4 separate regions of the Homo sapiens genome follow, and all the other regions are linked to region 2. Evidence: chromatin contacts called from ENCODE Hi-C or POLR2A ChIA-PET data. All regions are on one chromosome and are shown on one strand. The core of a region is the stretch at or near the end of the contact, and the rest is flanking DNA. Distances in the headings are between cores, read along the strand shown. Region 1 holds the start of DKFZP434A062 (a long non-coding RNA gene). Region 2 overlaps CCDC187 (coiled-coil domain containing 187). Region 3 holds the start of CCDC187 (coiled-coil domain containing 187). Region 4 overlaps QSOX2 (quiescin sulfhydryl oxidase 2).

What was found. A loop is a pair of places that touch in the nucleus more often than their neighbours do. ChIA-PET counts read pairs that join two places held with the same protein, here RNA polymerase II (POLR2A). Pooled maps may share reads with other maps.
Region 1: a pooled map shows a loop between it and region 2 (6-fold over the local background). The contact joins the promoter of DKFZP434A062 here to the enhancer-like site in region 2. A Hi-C loop is called at or near these places in 1 of 168 maps with a recorded cell type or tissue (posterior vena cava) and 7 of 50 pooled maps. POLR2A ChIA-PET finds 5 or more read pairs at or near these places in 2 of 52 experiments (B cell and HEK293).
Region 3: a loop to region 2 is called in a pooled map, with 2.1 times the contacts of the local background. The contact joins the promoter of CCDC187 here to the enhancer-like site in region 2. A Hi-C loop is called at or near these places in 1 of 37 single-sample maps with no recorded cell type and 1 of 50 pooled maps. POLR2A ChIA-PET finds 5 or more read pairs at or near these places in 3 of 52 experiments (A673, HEK293T and HepG2).
Region 4: a map of B cell shows a loop between it and region 2 (13-fold over the local background). The contact joins two enhancer-like sites. A Hi-C loop is called at or near these places in 3 of 168 maps with a recorded cell type or tissue (B cell, OCI-LY7 and naive thymus-derived CD4-positive, alpha-beta T cell), 13 of 37 single-sample maps with no recorded cell type and 14 of 50 pooled maps. POLR2A ChIA-PET finds 5 or more read pairs at or near these places in 8 of 52 experiments (B cell, CD4-positive, alpha-beta memory T cell, H1 and 5 more).

The regions. Positions count from the first base shown.
Region 1 is chr9:136,325,181-136,328,578 of GRCh38, reverse strand. It overlaps DKFZP434A062 (a long non-coding RNA gene), which reads left to right and starts at 1,256. Exons shown (of 1, transcript NR_026964.3): 1 at 1,256-3,398. GPSM1 (G protein signaling modulator 1) reads right to left here and starts at 1,040. Exons shown (of 14, transcript NM_001145638.3): 1 at 816-1,040. The coding sequence starts at 883. RefSeq lists enhancers at 1-348, 349-878 and a silencer at 1,912-2,206.
Region 2 is chr9:136,266,166-136,269,509 of GRCh38, reverse strand. It overlaps CCDC187 (coiled-coil domain containing 187), which reads left to right. Exons shown (of 26, transcript NM_001378188.1): 15 at 1,385-1,461; 16 at 1,999-2,126. Among named protein-coding and RNA genes, the nearest start is that of QSOX2, 22 kb to the right of the region's middle. RefSeq lists an enhancer at 1,804-1,873 and silencers at 1,674-2,049, 2,114-2,273. Within about 2 kb of position 2,094, at least 13 of the 41 ENCODE cell types and tissues checked have a DNase peak (open chromatin) inside an H3K27ac peak, as active enhancers do.
Region 3 is chr9:136,302,799-136,305,898 of GRCh38, reverse strand. CCDC187 (coiled-coil domain containing 187) reads left to right here and starts at 1,805. Exons shown (of 26, transcript NM_001378188.1): 1 at 1,805-2,211; 2 at 2,606-3,087. The coding sequence starts at 2,069.
Region 4 is chr9:136,223,246-136,226,871 of GRCh38, reverse strand. QSOX2 (quiescin sulfhydryl oxidase 2) reads left to right here. Exons shown (of 12, transcript NM_181701.4): 2 at 1-98; 3 at 1,963-2,011; 4 at 2,760-2,865; 5 at 3,019-3,109. Among named protein-coding and RNA genes, the nearest start is that of LHX3, 20 kb to the right of the region's middle. RefSeq lists enhancers at 828-1,047, 1,178-1,257, 1,438-1,487. Within about 2 kb of position 1,456, at least 8 of the 41 ENCODE cell types and tissues checked have a DNase peak (open chromatin) inside an H3K27ac peak, as active enhancers do.

The DNA.
Region 1 (3,398 bases), core at 7-2,506, 60 kb before region 2:
CTGCTGGGACCCCTATCAGGGAGGTCACCAGGTTTTAGGGATGTCCAGAGGACAATAGTGTCCCTCGCTCTGGGGAGCCAGGCCTGCCTCTGACGGCTGCCACCCATTCGCAAGCCCCTGCCTGGACCTCACGCTCGTGTGGCTCTGCCTGAGGCCTGGTACCACCCAGCCTTGCTTGGGGCTCCAGGCACCTGCCCGGCTGGGCCCAGGGCAGCCCCTGGGGGGACATTGGGAGTCACCAGGCAGGCATGCCACCTGGGGCAGGGCCACCCTGTCATCCCCAAAGGCGTGGGGCACAGAGCCCAGTCACTGGGATCACCCAGGAATGTGCCCGGAGAGTAGATGCCTTTTCAGGCAGGTACACACCCACCTGGCTGGCTCCCTTCCAACCCAGCTGGATCCCACTGGGCTCGTGGAGGGCTGGTGAGGGGCAGAGCCCCATCCAGAGCAGCCAGGTCTCTTTGGCCATGATGCCCCTGAGTGCCCCGGGCATGGCAGGGCCAGGCTTGGGAGGGAAGCACCCCACGGTGCCCCTGCCAGGTGCCAGGGGAGTGAGGCTGGAGAAGCTGCCCACCCCGCCTCCAGCCCCCCGGCCCCCCACCCCCTTCCCCTTGGCTTGGGGGAAAGAGGGCTTCAGGGGACGCCCACGCGGGCACACGCCGGGCTGGGCTCGGCCTGGAGGGAGGGGCGCGTCCTCAGCCACGCTGCGCGCCCGCGAGAGCTGCCTTTGTTCCCAACTGCAGCCTCCCCCGCGTCCCGACCCGGCCCGGTCCGGTCCCAGCCCCGGCCCCGGCCCCGGCCCCGGCCCGTCCTACCTGGAGTAGAGGCGCCTGGCGGCCGGGCCCGGGAGCTCGTCGGCCGCGGGCGGGGCCGGGCCCGCCATGGGTCGGGGACGCGGGAGCGGGAGCCGGGAGCGCCCCCCGCGCCGTGGCCGTCCGCCCCCTGCCCGCCCTGCTGTCCTCCCTGCTGTCCGCCCTGCTGTCCGCCTGTCCGTCCGCGCCTCGTTCGCCCGTCCTCCCCCGGGGAGGCGCCGAGGAAGTGATGTGCGCGGGGCGCCGCCGCCCCTCCCGCCGCCGTGGCCGTGATGTCACCGCCGCCCGCGCGGGGAGGGGGCGCGGACCGGGCGGCCACCGCCGCGTGCCTCCCTCTGCGGGGGGCGGGGCGGACGCGGGGGGAGGGGCGCCGTGAGGCGGGCAGTCCCCGGGGAGGGGGGAGGGGGGAGGGGGTGTGGGCCCCAGCCCACCCCACCCCAGGGAATGCAGGGGAGAGGGCCTGGGCCTGGCCTTGCTGCTGGTCCCCTGGGGACTTCTGAGGGCCCGCGGGGGTCCCTGGGTCACAGTGCAGCCACACTGGCCTCTGGGCTCCTTTCATCCACAGGCCGCCTGGTGAGCCCCGCAGCCTCACCCACGTGGGGAGGGGCTGCTGAGGCCTCCTTGCCTTTCTTGGTGGGCGCCCTACGCCTCGGGGGTCCTACCCTCCTCTTCTGTGCAGCCCCAACGTGGCTTTGCCCCCTTCTCCAAACTTCTGCCTTGGGCCATGGGGCGCAGGCCGTGGGGATGCTGTCTGCCTGCTTTAGAGAAACCTGGGGCACCGATGACAAATACAGGCTCTGCTTGGCCTGTGGGACGGTTGGTAAGCCCCCCACCTCTGAGACCCTGGGTGGCCACATTCCCCTCCCAAGCTCCCCCGGAATGGGGATGCAGCCTGCCCCTTCCTTCCTCCTGGGCACTGTGCAGGCTTAGGGAGGATGCAGGTGGCACAGTAGGCTGTGCCCACCCGGGGTCCCGGGACCCCAGCCCCTACCGCCTCCTCCTCCTCCTCTGAATTCTTGGAGCCCTGTGGGCCTATGTGGTGTGACGTGGCTTCCCCTCCACCCACCCTCAGCTCCCGATGGCTTGGGGGGTTCTCCGCAGCCAGCGAGGCCCACAGCCGGCCTCCCCGGGTTCTGTCCTGCCCCCGACAGCATCCTGGGCCTTCCGGTGGTGTCAGGAGACTCCAGGCCCTTGAAAGGCAGCTGCGACCCCGGGTATGACTCGGAGAAGTCCAGGAGCAGGAAATGGGCTGCATTCCTTCGGGGCCCCTCCGTGCACCCCAGCCCCTCCCTGGGAGAGCTGCCCTGAGGTCAGGAAAGTGCCGTCCTGGCAAGACCCTCAGCAGCTGCCGCCCACAGGACAGTCAGCGTTTTCAAGCATGGGAAGGAAAATAAACACGAGGTTAAAAAGGGGTCTGTTGGCCCCGGGCTGGTTTGTTTTTCCTGTGTAAGGGAGGCAACGGGAATGAGAACCATCTGTGCCCTGAGCGCAGCGCAAGCTGCCTGCTGGGCCCACGTGCCCTCCCCCAAAGACCACAGAAGCCAGGCAGAGCCTTGCTCCCTTCCAGCCGGGGCCGTGGCTGCTGGCCGGCAGGGACAGTGGTGTTGGCTGGGGCACCACCCTCCTTTGCCACAGCCCTGGGCCTGGCTGCGGGCAGAGAACAGGCCTTCGATTGAAGCTCCAACCTTCCGGGCCACCTCCTTTGGGCTTCGGGCACCTGAGCCAGCATCCCATTGTAAGGGCAGGGGCTGCTGGGGGCCCTGCCTGTGCCAGGCCTCAGCTCAGCCCTCTTTCCCCAGGCGCTGCTGCCATCAGGAGGCCCACAGAGGGTCCACACCAACACTGTGAGCCCCTTGTGGGTCCCCTGGGTTAGTGGTGGGAGGCTGGTGAAGAGAAGTGGGGACAAAAGACATTGCACAAATGGTGGAGGGAGGGAGAGATTTGCAGCCTCGTAGCTGTCATTGCTGGGGGAGCTTCTCCTGGTCTCCTTCCTTGATGCAGAGAGCTGGGAGCTTGTGTCCCTGGGCCGGGAGAGCCCCAACATTATATCAGAACTTGTGGGGAAACCTGCACCCCCGAGGGCTCTGGCTTTGTTAGGCCGAGCTGGGCTATGAGGCTGTGTGACCTGGCACAAGTTGCTTTCCCTCTCTGAGCCTCGGTTCTGTCACCTGAGGGCTGCCCGTCCCGCAAGGTGTGGAGGGTCACTGAGGCGTGGGGTTTCTGCGGTGCTTGTCCATGTGCCTGGCACACAGTGGGGTTTGTGCAGTGCTTGTCCATGTGCCTAGTGGCTCACAGTGGGGTTTGTGCGGTGCTTGTCCGTGTGCCTGGCACACGGTGGGGTTTGTGTGGTGCGTGTCCATGTGCCTGGCACACAGCGAGAGCTGCTGGGGTCATGTTGCTCTCACACTCGTGCCTGCCCCTGCTGGGCCCCTGCAGTGGGTCCTGGCTGGATTGGGGGTACATCCCCACCACACTGCACAGAGGGGCGTCTCCTCCTATCCAGGGACCTGATTCTCCTGTCGAGAAAACCTATGAAGGGGACCCAGAGATGGAGTGTGACAAGGCCAGGTGACAGGCCTGACATGT
Region 2 (3,344 bases), core at 845-3,344:
CGCCCAGCTAATTTTTTGTATTTTAGTAGAGACGGGGTTTCACCATGTTAGCCAGGATGGTCTCCATCTCCTGACCTCGTGATCCACCCACCTTGGCCTCCCAAAGTGCTGGGATTACAGGCGTGAGCCACCGCACTGGCCCCTATAAACATTCTTAAGCTTTCTTCGGGACTGCAGTTATTTAGAAGTAATTTGGTCCTTTCAGACTTTTCATTAATAGTGTGTTAGGTCGATCTGGATCAGTGCTCAGCCTGGGGCTAATCATTTCCGACAGTCAAGGCAAGAACGTTCTGTGTACACTGCCTGCCCAGTGACCTGGGAGTCCTAAGGTCCTCCAGCCTGACTACTGGAAACAGGCGTCATTACCAGGCTTCCAGTCCCCCGGAACGCTTCTGTCCCAGCATCTGGTAGCTTCTTGACACGCATTCATCCATCAGTTCTCTACTGAATACTCCAGAGGGACACTTGATACATCTCAGAGGTCCTCTCTCTGTGCGACTCTCTCCTCTCTGACACTCTGCCCCCACAAACTCCAGCTGCCTTGGTCCTCCCAGACTCTCTGCTGTCTCCTCTACCCAGGGAGTCCTCCAGCTCAGCCAGCTTCCCCTCCCTCACCATAGCCTGGCAACTCTCTGAGGCAGTAAGCCGTGAGCATCGCAAGTCTCCTCCCCTCCTTTGTTTTCTGTCTCTCAGGGATCACTGTGCTATGTTGCCTCAAGTCCAGTGCCTGGAAAACTGTTATTTCATATGTGTGTGTGAAAAAATATATATATATGTATACACACACATATCTCTATATAAACACACATGTGTGTGTGTATTTACGTGATTTTTTCAGTTGTTGCAGATGGGATGGCAAAGCCAAAATCCAGTCCCTTTTGCTCTGTCTTTGGTGGGAGGGAACGTCCTTAAGGATCGCTTGAAGTACAGGCTCCTTTTTCCATCACTCAGAACAGAAGCATGGCCAGCAGAGGTCGGCAGCAGGTCAGCTACTTCAGCTGGGGATCTGGGATCTGCTGTCACCTGCCAGCTCCTTGGTGCTAGACCCCGACAGCCCTTCTCCCTCTCTGGGCCTCACTCTCCCCTCCTTTAGAAGCCTGTAGACGCAGAGCAGCTGGGCTGTCTCCCTGAGCTTCCTCTACTTTTGGTCTGGTCTTTCCCATGATCAGTAGGGTCACAAACCACAACTTCACATCAAGAGACTGCCTGTCCCTTCCCGCGTGGTCTTGTGGATTCTGCGTGAAGCCCTGTGTGTCCGGGATGGGATGGGGACACTAAACTGCCCTAGACCTCCTACTTTTATGAGGCCCTCCGGTAGAAATGGCCCCTGACACGGGGCACTCAGACCCCCTACATGACCCAACCATGGCGCTTCCTTCCTCAGAGGTGGAGGGCCCTGACGGAGCCCTCTCCCAGCTTCCCCTGGCCAAGTTCTTCCCTCCGGACAACCCCACCCACCAGGTACGTGGAGAGGTCCCCTGGGGGAGAGGCACAATTTCAGGACCCAGCACGGCCCTGGTAGTGGGCCCCGGACCCAACTGTCCTTCCACTAAGAAGGGCCAAGGCAGGTCCTGGGTTGGGAGGTTCTTCCGGCGATCGCGTCACCCGCTCTTCCAGCTGACAGCTACCCAAGCCCGTTCCTCCCGCCCTGGGTGACAGAGGGGGGCAGGCATTTCAACATGGTGCTTTGGGCAGGGTTAGCCCCCGCCCAGGTTGTATATTTTAGGGCAGGTGGCCTGGGCTTCCTGGATCAGGGCTGGTGGTGAGGCCGAGATGCTAAAGATCCTGCCTGCCCCGCCAGCTCACAGTCGGGGAAGCGAGGGCGGCATAGGGGGATGGGAGGGGCGGGCAGTCCGAGAGGGCTTCTCGGAGGCGGTGGCCTGTGCTGGGAGCGGTCTAGAAGCTAGGCGGTGACGCGGCCCACCCTACTGGAGCCCCGCGAGGCCCGGAAGCACCGAACCCAGAGCTTTAGGGGCCTTGGGCCGCTTCAAGCTGCAGATGCTGGAGCGGAGCCTGCGGGAGGAGGAGCTGCGAGCACAGCACCAGGCCGCGCTGCTGCGCCTGCGAGAGATGGCGCTCCAGGAGAAAACGCTCGCGGAGCTGGCCTGGCTGGAGCATCGACGAGGGTGAGCGCATGCGCCTGGCGCCGGCCCCGCCCCGCCGTAGCCCCGCCCTGCTGTAGCCCCGCCCTGCTGTAGCCCCGCCCCCTCCCTGCCCCGTCCGGGTCCCGCCCGTGGCCCCGACAGCGTTTTGAGAAACAAGAGGTACTGGTCCAAACAGTAATAGGTGTTTGCTGAAACTTACATAAGGCAGTAAAGTACTCAATACACAAATAAAAAAATACCCCCATCGTTCCAAAGGTGACCTCTGAGATCATCTTTGTGCATACTTTGTTTTTTTGTTTTGTTTTGTTTTGTTTTGAGACAGAGTTTCGCTCTTGTTGCTCAGGCTGGAGTGTAGAGGCGCGTGGCGCGATCTAGGCTCACTGCAACCTCCGCCTCCCAGGTTCAAGGGATTCTCCTGCCTCAGTCTCCCGAGTAGCTGGGACTACAGGTGTGCGCCACCACGCCCAGCTAATTTTGTATTTTTAGTAGAGATGGGGTTTCTCCATGTTGGTCAGGCTGGTCTCGAACTCCCTACCTCAGTTGATCCGCCAGCCACGGCCTCTCAAAGTGCTGGGATTACAGGCGAGAGCCACCACGCCCAGTGCGGATACTCTGTTTTGGGGAGAAACACACATGGCTATTTCAACTTGCAAATGGGCAGTACGTGCTGTTTTGTAACTTGCGTTTTCAATTTATATGTCAGGAAAACCTTTCTGTGTAGCTACATAACCGCTATAACACACAGGGCGCACCGGCGTAGAGACAGGGCTGTAACTCCCTTCGCTTGTCCCGGATCTCCGGGCCTCTAGGTTGTCTCCAACGTTTTGCCATTATTAATGAAGATAGAGAGATCATTTCCTTAAGGTAAAACCTTAGAAATGGAATGACCGGGTCAGTGAGAATGCATCTGGAAGCCGCTTGATACTGCCACATTGGTCTCCAGAAAGGTGATTCCAGTTAACATCCTCACCCGGTGTCTGAGCGGGCCAGACTGAGGGTGTTTATTCCATGATGGGTGGGGGGTGGATGTGGGTGACCCCCACCTCCCTCCCCAGAGGACCCACTGGCCTGGGCTGGGCCTTCAGGGTGGCAGGGGCGGCTCTCGGCTAGCCTTTGTCTCTTTAGACCCAAAAGTCCAAAAGTGGCTGTGAGGGGTGGAAGAGTGACAGCCCGGGTTGGGCCATCTGGCCACCCCAAGGCTTCCAAGCCTGTCCACGCATGGCTGCGTCCTCCCTGGTG
Region 3 (3,100 bases), core at 556-3,055, 37 kb before region 2:
GCTGGTGACCAGGCCAGGGAGGCAGACGCTCCGCTGTCCCCCAGGGCAGGTGGGGAGGAGAAGGAAGGAAGCCGGTGGTGGGGGCAACTCGCAGGACCTCGCGATGCTCTGCTCGCTGGGTTTGCTTTTCCGTTCCCAGGCATTTGCTGTCATGATTTTGTTCCCAGTCACAGCGACGCATTTCCACGCATTTATGATGCACCTTCTTCCAGAGCCTCCAGGCAGCTGCTGAGTGGCTGGGTGGTTTTCCTGCTCATGGGAGAAAGGGAGCCACCAGACTTGGCCTCTTCTGCTCAGGAGGACCCTGCCCCTGTCCCTTCATGGGAGCAGGGCTGAGAGCCCAGGACCACAGCTGATTTGGGAGCCTGAAGGCCTGGCAGGGAGGTGGCAACCCGTCAGCAGGGGGGCCAGGCCTGTGCACCACTCGGATGGCCCTGGGAAGCAGAGGCTGCAGAGGGGTCCCTGGGCAGGGCGAGGCTCTGTAGGAATGGAAGGGGGCTGGAAGTGGAGCTGCCTTCTGGGTGCCTGAGAGCCGTTCAGGCTCCGAGGGTGGGGGGACCCTGTGGTCACACCGCTGGTTCCCTGAAGCTCCCTGTAACATCCCAGACATGTTCCCCAGGGTGTAACAGCCCGAGGCTCATCCTTGTCCCTGCCTCATCACAGGAAAGGGCTCATGCCCTGGCGCTAGGAGGGTGCAGACAGGCCAGGTGGGGCTGGAGGTGGCCGCACCTCACATTATACGCAGGGCCTGCCTGTCTTTGGATGGCTCCTCTCTCCCTCCCCTCCGAGGCTGCTGGTGGCTCAGCCTCTGTGCCCTGGATGCCCGTGGCTGTGCCTGCCGGCAGCCAGGGCCCCGTTTGGCTTGGAATCTCCCCTGGGCCCCGTGCCTATGTGGGGCTGGGCTTGGGCGGTGTCTCCAGGCGTTTGCCTGGCGGTTCCAGAGGACAGGTTCTATAGCGTGAGCCTGGAGGAGGGCCCTCCATCCTTCGTGCCTTCCTAGACTTAAGAGGTCTTTCGCGCAGACCTCCCTTCTCTGGGGCCACTTGGGAAGGGTCAACTTAAGGGCCATTCCTGGAACAAATCCGTGCTCATGATCATCGCAGCTCCGTGCCACTGCCACCTCCCGCGGGGATGGACTCACCAGGGGCTCACAATGGTGAGCATTGGGGGAGGGGGTGGTCCCCAGGCTCCAAGGTGGCACTGCCAGTGGGGGTGGGGAAGGAGCTGGGAGGGAACTGGGATCTGAGTCTGAGTTCCCCTCAGGGACTGCAGAGCCATGTCCTCCCCACCACACTGCCGTGTCACGGACCCACTGGGATGTGCAGGGTCCGAGGAGGCCAGCGGGGGCTCCTGACCTGGGGCAGCACCTGGCATCTCTGCCACTGTCACTGTGGGCAAAGGGTGTCTTCTGGCCTGCACCAGGGTGAGCCCAGAAGCCAGCGCCCCTTCCCCTGCCCAGCCCCATGGAACTGAGAGATGGTGGCTGATGTGTTTCTGTTGGGATGTCTGGGCTGGGCCCCACAGCTGCTGGGACCTCTGTGCCTCAGACTGAATTGAACCTAACCCTGACCTGGGGTTAGGCCCCGCCCCCACCAACCAGAAACTTGCCCAACACTGACCCCACAAGCCCAGCCCGGCCCCATTCCCTCCCTGCATGTCATTCTGGGCCTGGGCGGACTGGGTGGGGCACCGCTGAGAGCCCCATCAGGAGCTGAAGGCCAGAGGCTCTGTCGCTGAGTGACAAGGTTATTATGCTGTCACGGGGCCAGCCGGAACTCTCCCCCACCCCACCAAGAGACAGCTCATTAGGAAGGCCCCCAGCTGTGGCCAGCCCAGGGCCGGGCTGCCCACCGTGCCAGCCCAGTTTCAATGACCCACCTGAGGGTTTCCATCGTGGGCCAGGGGACCGGCGCAGGCGGGCATCCGGAGCCAGGCAGTGGCCAGCCCATCCCGGGCAGGGTCATAGGTGGGGCTGCAGGCCTCGAAGCCGCCATGTGAAGGCAGCAGCGACCCCAGGCAGGGCGGGCCAGGTTGACCTTGCACCTGCTCTCCCCTCAGCCCCGCGGCCATGCCGACCCTGGTCGTGGGCACGCCGCCCACCTGCCTGGGGGACACACCTCAGCCCTGCCACAAGAACAGCCAGAGGCAGGGCCCCTTCTCCCATGGGGCCCCAGGGAGAGCAGCCGACTGGAAGGCTGTTGCCAAGCCCAGGTAGCATCTGCGTGGACTTAGGCGGGGGGCTGCACTGCTGGCAGGTGCCATGCCTGCCGCTGGAGGCAGCGGCTCTGTGGGAGGTACAAGGGCGTGGGGTCAGAGTGACGTGCCTGCCTCTGCACGTGCCTTTGGGCAGGCAGCCCGGCCTCTCTGAGACTCAGTTTCTCCATCTGTAAATCGGGCCGATCACATTACCTACCTCAGAGGGGTGTGGTCAGGGCTTGAGAGAGAATGCCGGGGCTGTCCTCCAGGTGGGGTGTATTCCAGGCCCTCCTTTCCACCTCCAGTCTGTGGAGCAGGAATGCCCGGGGAGGTGGGGCCAGTCTGAGCGGCTCTGCTCGGCACCTCTGCGCCTGCATGTCTGACCGGCATGTCTGCCGTTCCCTCCCAGGCTCTGCGCACCTGCAGCTGAGGATGACGTGGCAGCCCTGAGGTGGCCCGGGCCCTCCCAGCAGCCAGACCCACCCTGGGCAGCTCCCCACGTGGTCGGGTCTGACGACCTCAAGGAACCAGGACCCTGGGGGAAGGCGTGCAGCCTGCCCATGTGGTCCACAGGCCCGGAGGCTAGGGATGGGGACAGCTCGGTGTCATCGGGCCGCCTCTCGTGCTCTTCGGGGGGCCACGACGTGTGTGTGTCTTGGAAGGAGAGGCCACCCCAGGTGTTGGGGCCCCAGCAGAGGCCCAGAAAGAGTGACGCGCGGCTGGAGCAGCTGAGAGACAAGATCCGGGCCCAGGCGTGGCAGCAGGGGAGCTGTGCGTCCCTGGGCACCTCAGCCCCCTCCAGCGCCTCCAGACTCCACAAAGCCTCCACGCTGATGCTTAGGAGGAAAGGCCAAGAGGCAAAAAATCCCCCTCCAGCCCCTGAATGCTCAGGTCAGTGGCCACT
Region 4 (3,626 bases), core at 207-2,706, 42 kb after region 2:
GGGCCAGTGCCATTCGCGTCGCAGCTCTGGACTGCATGGAAGAGAAGAACCAGGCCGTGTGCCATGACTACGACATCCACTTCTACCCCACCTTCCGGGTGAGTATCACGCGGCTGCTTGTCCGTTGAAATTCACCTTCTACCCCACCTTCCAGGTGAGCATCACGCGGCTGCTTGTCTGTTGAAATTCGCCACATCATAGTGCCTGTGTTTTCGGCTTCTCTGGCTCTCTCCTTGGAACTTCGTAGGAATTGTAGGAGCTGATGTTTGGTGGGGGCAGCTCTTGTTCCACCCTGTTGTGCTGTGGAAGTGTCTGTGGGACTGTCCACGCTCACACAGACCCGGTCACATGGAGGGGATGCGTGAAAAGACCCCCTGCAGCCTGCACGGCCAGGGGGCGCAAGGAGACCAGGACTGCGAGGGCTGGCACCCCAGCCTGAAGCCACGCGTGTGGTCCGTGTACCATGGGGCTCTCACACATGCACACTCATGCACACACACACGCACACACAGGCACAGGGCCTCTGCCTTCCCCAGCCAAAGTCAGCCCTGCAGACAAGGCTGTGCCCATTGCTCCCACTAGGGGGCGGAGGTACCTGTGACCCTGTTGCAGGCCCGTGCATAGCATGTGTGTACCTGCGGGTGCCACTGCCTCCTGCGTGCCTTGACATGGACATCTCCAGAAACGTGGGCGCCTTGGGCCCACTTCCTGGGAAGCTTTGTCAATTTGAGTAAAACTCCGTCCTTGTCAGCCCTGGTGCCTTGCTGTGTGGTGTGGTGTCATGTCATGGTGGCTTCGCTTGTATTTTGGGGGCTGTTGTTTTCACTGTGCTGGCAGCACCTGTGGTCCTGCCCTAACAGGTGCCACGCTGGGCGGCACCGGTGTCAGCCCTGCCCCAGGGCCTCTCGGGGCCTGTGTCGCACACTTGCTTGCCTGCCTCTGCGTGTGATTACGTCAGCATGGCTTCCTGTTGTATTTTGATTTTGCTTCAGACACAGTTCACACTGTGCTGTATGTAAACTTTCGGGCCCTCTTTCTGTTACTTAATGGGACATTGCCCAGATCCACTACGATGCTCATTGGATGGGATTGTCCAGTGACGTCACTCTGAGAACCAGAGCCCCCCGTTGCCAGGTGTGTGGGCTCTTCCAGGCTTTGGTGGCTTTGAACGGCGCTGCTGTGCGCCTTCCCGGGCAAGGGGAGAGCTGAGGCTGGGAGAGAAGCCACTGGGCCGCGAACCGGGTCTGTGCACAACAGACCTGCAGGGCCAGCAGTGTCAGGCAGTTTTGTGCTCGCCCAGGGACCAGTGCAGCAGGAAGCACTGGCGGCTTCGTTTGCATTTCCCTGGCGGCTGCAGTGCCAGCACATCTGGCTTTGTGGGCCGTGGGTGTCATGGGTGAAGTGTCTTCCTGTCATCTGCACGTTTCCCTCTTAGCTGGCCAGTGCTTTTCTTACCGACCTCATCTCCGCCATCATGTAACCTTGTCTCGTCGCTGTCTCTAACGTACCCTTTGATGAAGAAAGTTTTTAATGTTAACATAAGAACCTAATCATCCACTCAGAGATACTGCGTGGTGTCTCCTCCTCCTGCACATCCTCCGTGTTGTCACAGCTAACGCTACAGCTAACCATTAAGACATAGGCTCACTACCAAGTCCCAGAGAGCGGTGTCTTTTATGATTCCAGCCCAGTTGAACTGTCTTGCTTCTAGCCCTGTTGGGTCAGAAAATGTAAATGATGGGAATGCTGATTGGAGCTAACCTTAGCCCCCTCGTAAATCTGACAGGAAACATTAATATGCACAAAGACAAGGAGAAGCGTGTGGTTTGTCATTAATTTATGAAAACTTTCCGAAGGAAATTGAGTAAAGCTCCCTCTAAGGTGACGGGCGTTTTGTTGCTTAAACACATGCAGATGCCCATGGAAGGCTGCCTCTTACTTGTTCTGTGTTTTTCCTCTTAGTATTTTAAAGCATTTACAAAGGAGTTTACAACTGGAGAAAATTTTAAAGGTAAGGACATAAGCATTGTATTTTAGTCCCTGAGATTCCCCTCATAAACCTGCTAAAGACACACGGTCCCAGAGCCTGGGGAGCTCCCAGCCTGGGTCAGCACCTTTCCCTCTGCTGACCTTCCTGCCTGCTTTCCCTTAAGAGTTCAGATATTAATAGTTTCAAAGAGAAATTTTAATTTTGTGCTTTGCCTTGCTTGGCAAATATTGTAGTAAAAACTTTTTCAGAGTAAATTTTTTATTGTAAAAATATTTGGAGATGTGCACAGATCACATGTACCCACCCGATGAATTTTTACAAATGATCCCACCCAGCCGAGCATCGCCCAGAGTGTGATCAGACCCCGCAGGCCACACCCTGGGGGGCTCTGCCTGTGAGGGACCCGGTGGAGCTGCCTGGCCTGCTCCTCGCCGCGCCCTGGGGGGGCTCTGCCTGTGAGTGACCCAGTGGAGCCGCCTGGCCTGCTCCTCGCAGTGCCGTGTCTTGCCATCTGCCTCTGTTGCCTGTCCCTGTGGCCCACCCATGCTTGTGTCATTGCTGTGTGGTCTCCAGTTGTGTGAATCCAGCGCTGTCTGTACCACGCCTGTGGGTGGCATTGGGCACACCCATTGGGATTGCACATGTTGCTGCCACCTGCACCCTGCTGTCTTTGGGCCCCAGGCTGGGACGGGGCTGCTGTCCCTGGGTGTATGCCTGCCCCACGAGGACAGCCGCACACACAGCTCTGACCCTGGTGTGCTTCCGGCAGGACCTGACCGAGAGCTGCGAACAGTCAGACAGACGATGATTGACTTCCTGCAGAACCACACGGAAGGAAGCCGGCCCCCTGCCTGCCCGCGCCTAGACCCCATTCAGTGAGTAGCTCCATGAAGAAGGCGGCCGTTAGACTCGTGTTGAACTGTGCAAGAAACGTAATAGGTTTCTATTAAGTGATGTGGCCACTGGGATGTGGTGGCCAACTCGCTGCTGTTGACGGCACTAAAAGCCTCTTTTTTTCCTCTTGAAAGGCCCAGTGATGTTCTTTCCCTTCTTGACAACCGTGGCAGCCATTACGTGGCTATTGTCTTTGAAAGCAACAGCTCCTACCTTGGACGGGAGGTACGGCCTCTGCGTGGGCTCCAGGTGTCACACGTGGTGTGATTGGGGTTGGCGGTGGATCTGTGATGAGATTTGCAGGTGCCGGTCACTGTGTCGGCATCTCGTGTCCTGTCTGTGGCTTTAGGTCTTGTTCATTATCAGAAGCTTAGTTAATGTTACTCAGCAAAGTCACTGGTGTCTGGAGAAGACTGTTAGGATGAATGAGCTTGGCGGTGGGAGGGGTTCAGAAGGTGGCCTAACCCTAGGTTTGAAACTAAGAGGGGGCTTTGCAGAAGATCTCATTTTTATGACACGCCCAGCTCACCTTGAGGTCATTCTGTATTTTGTATGCATTATTACTAAGATTTTTTTCGTTGCCGTATTCTGAACTCTCAACATTTTTGCCAAATCCAAGATTCTGTAAAACGTCGTTTCTATCGTCATACTTTGATTTCACACGTACAGTTCTGAAGCCTTGCTTCTGGCCAAGTCTAAATAAGGTCCAGGGACCAGGTGCAGGGGCAGCTCACGGAGAGTC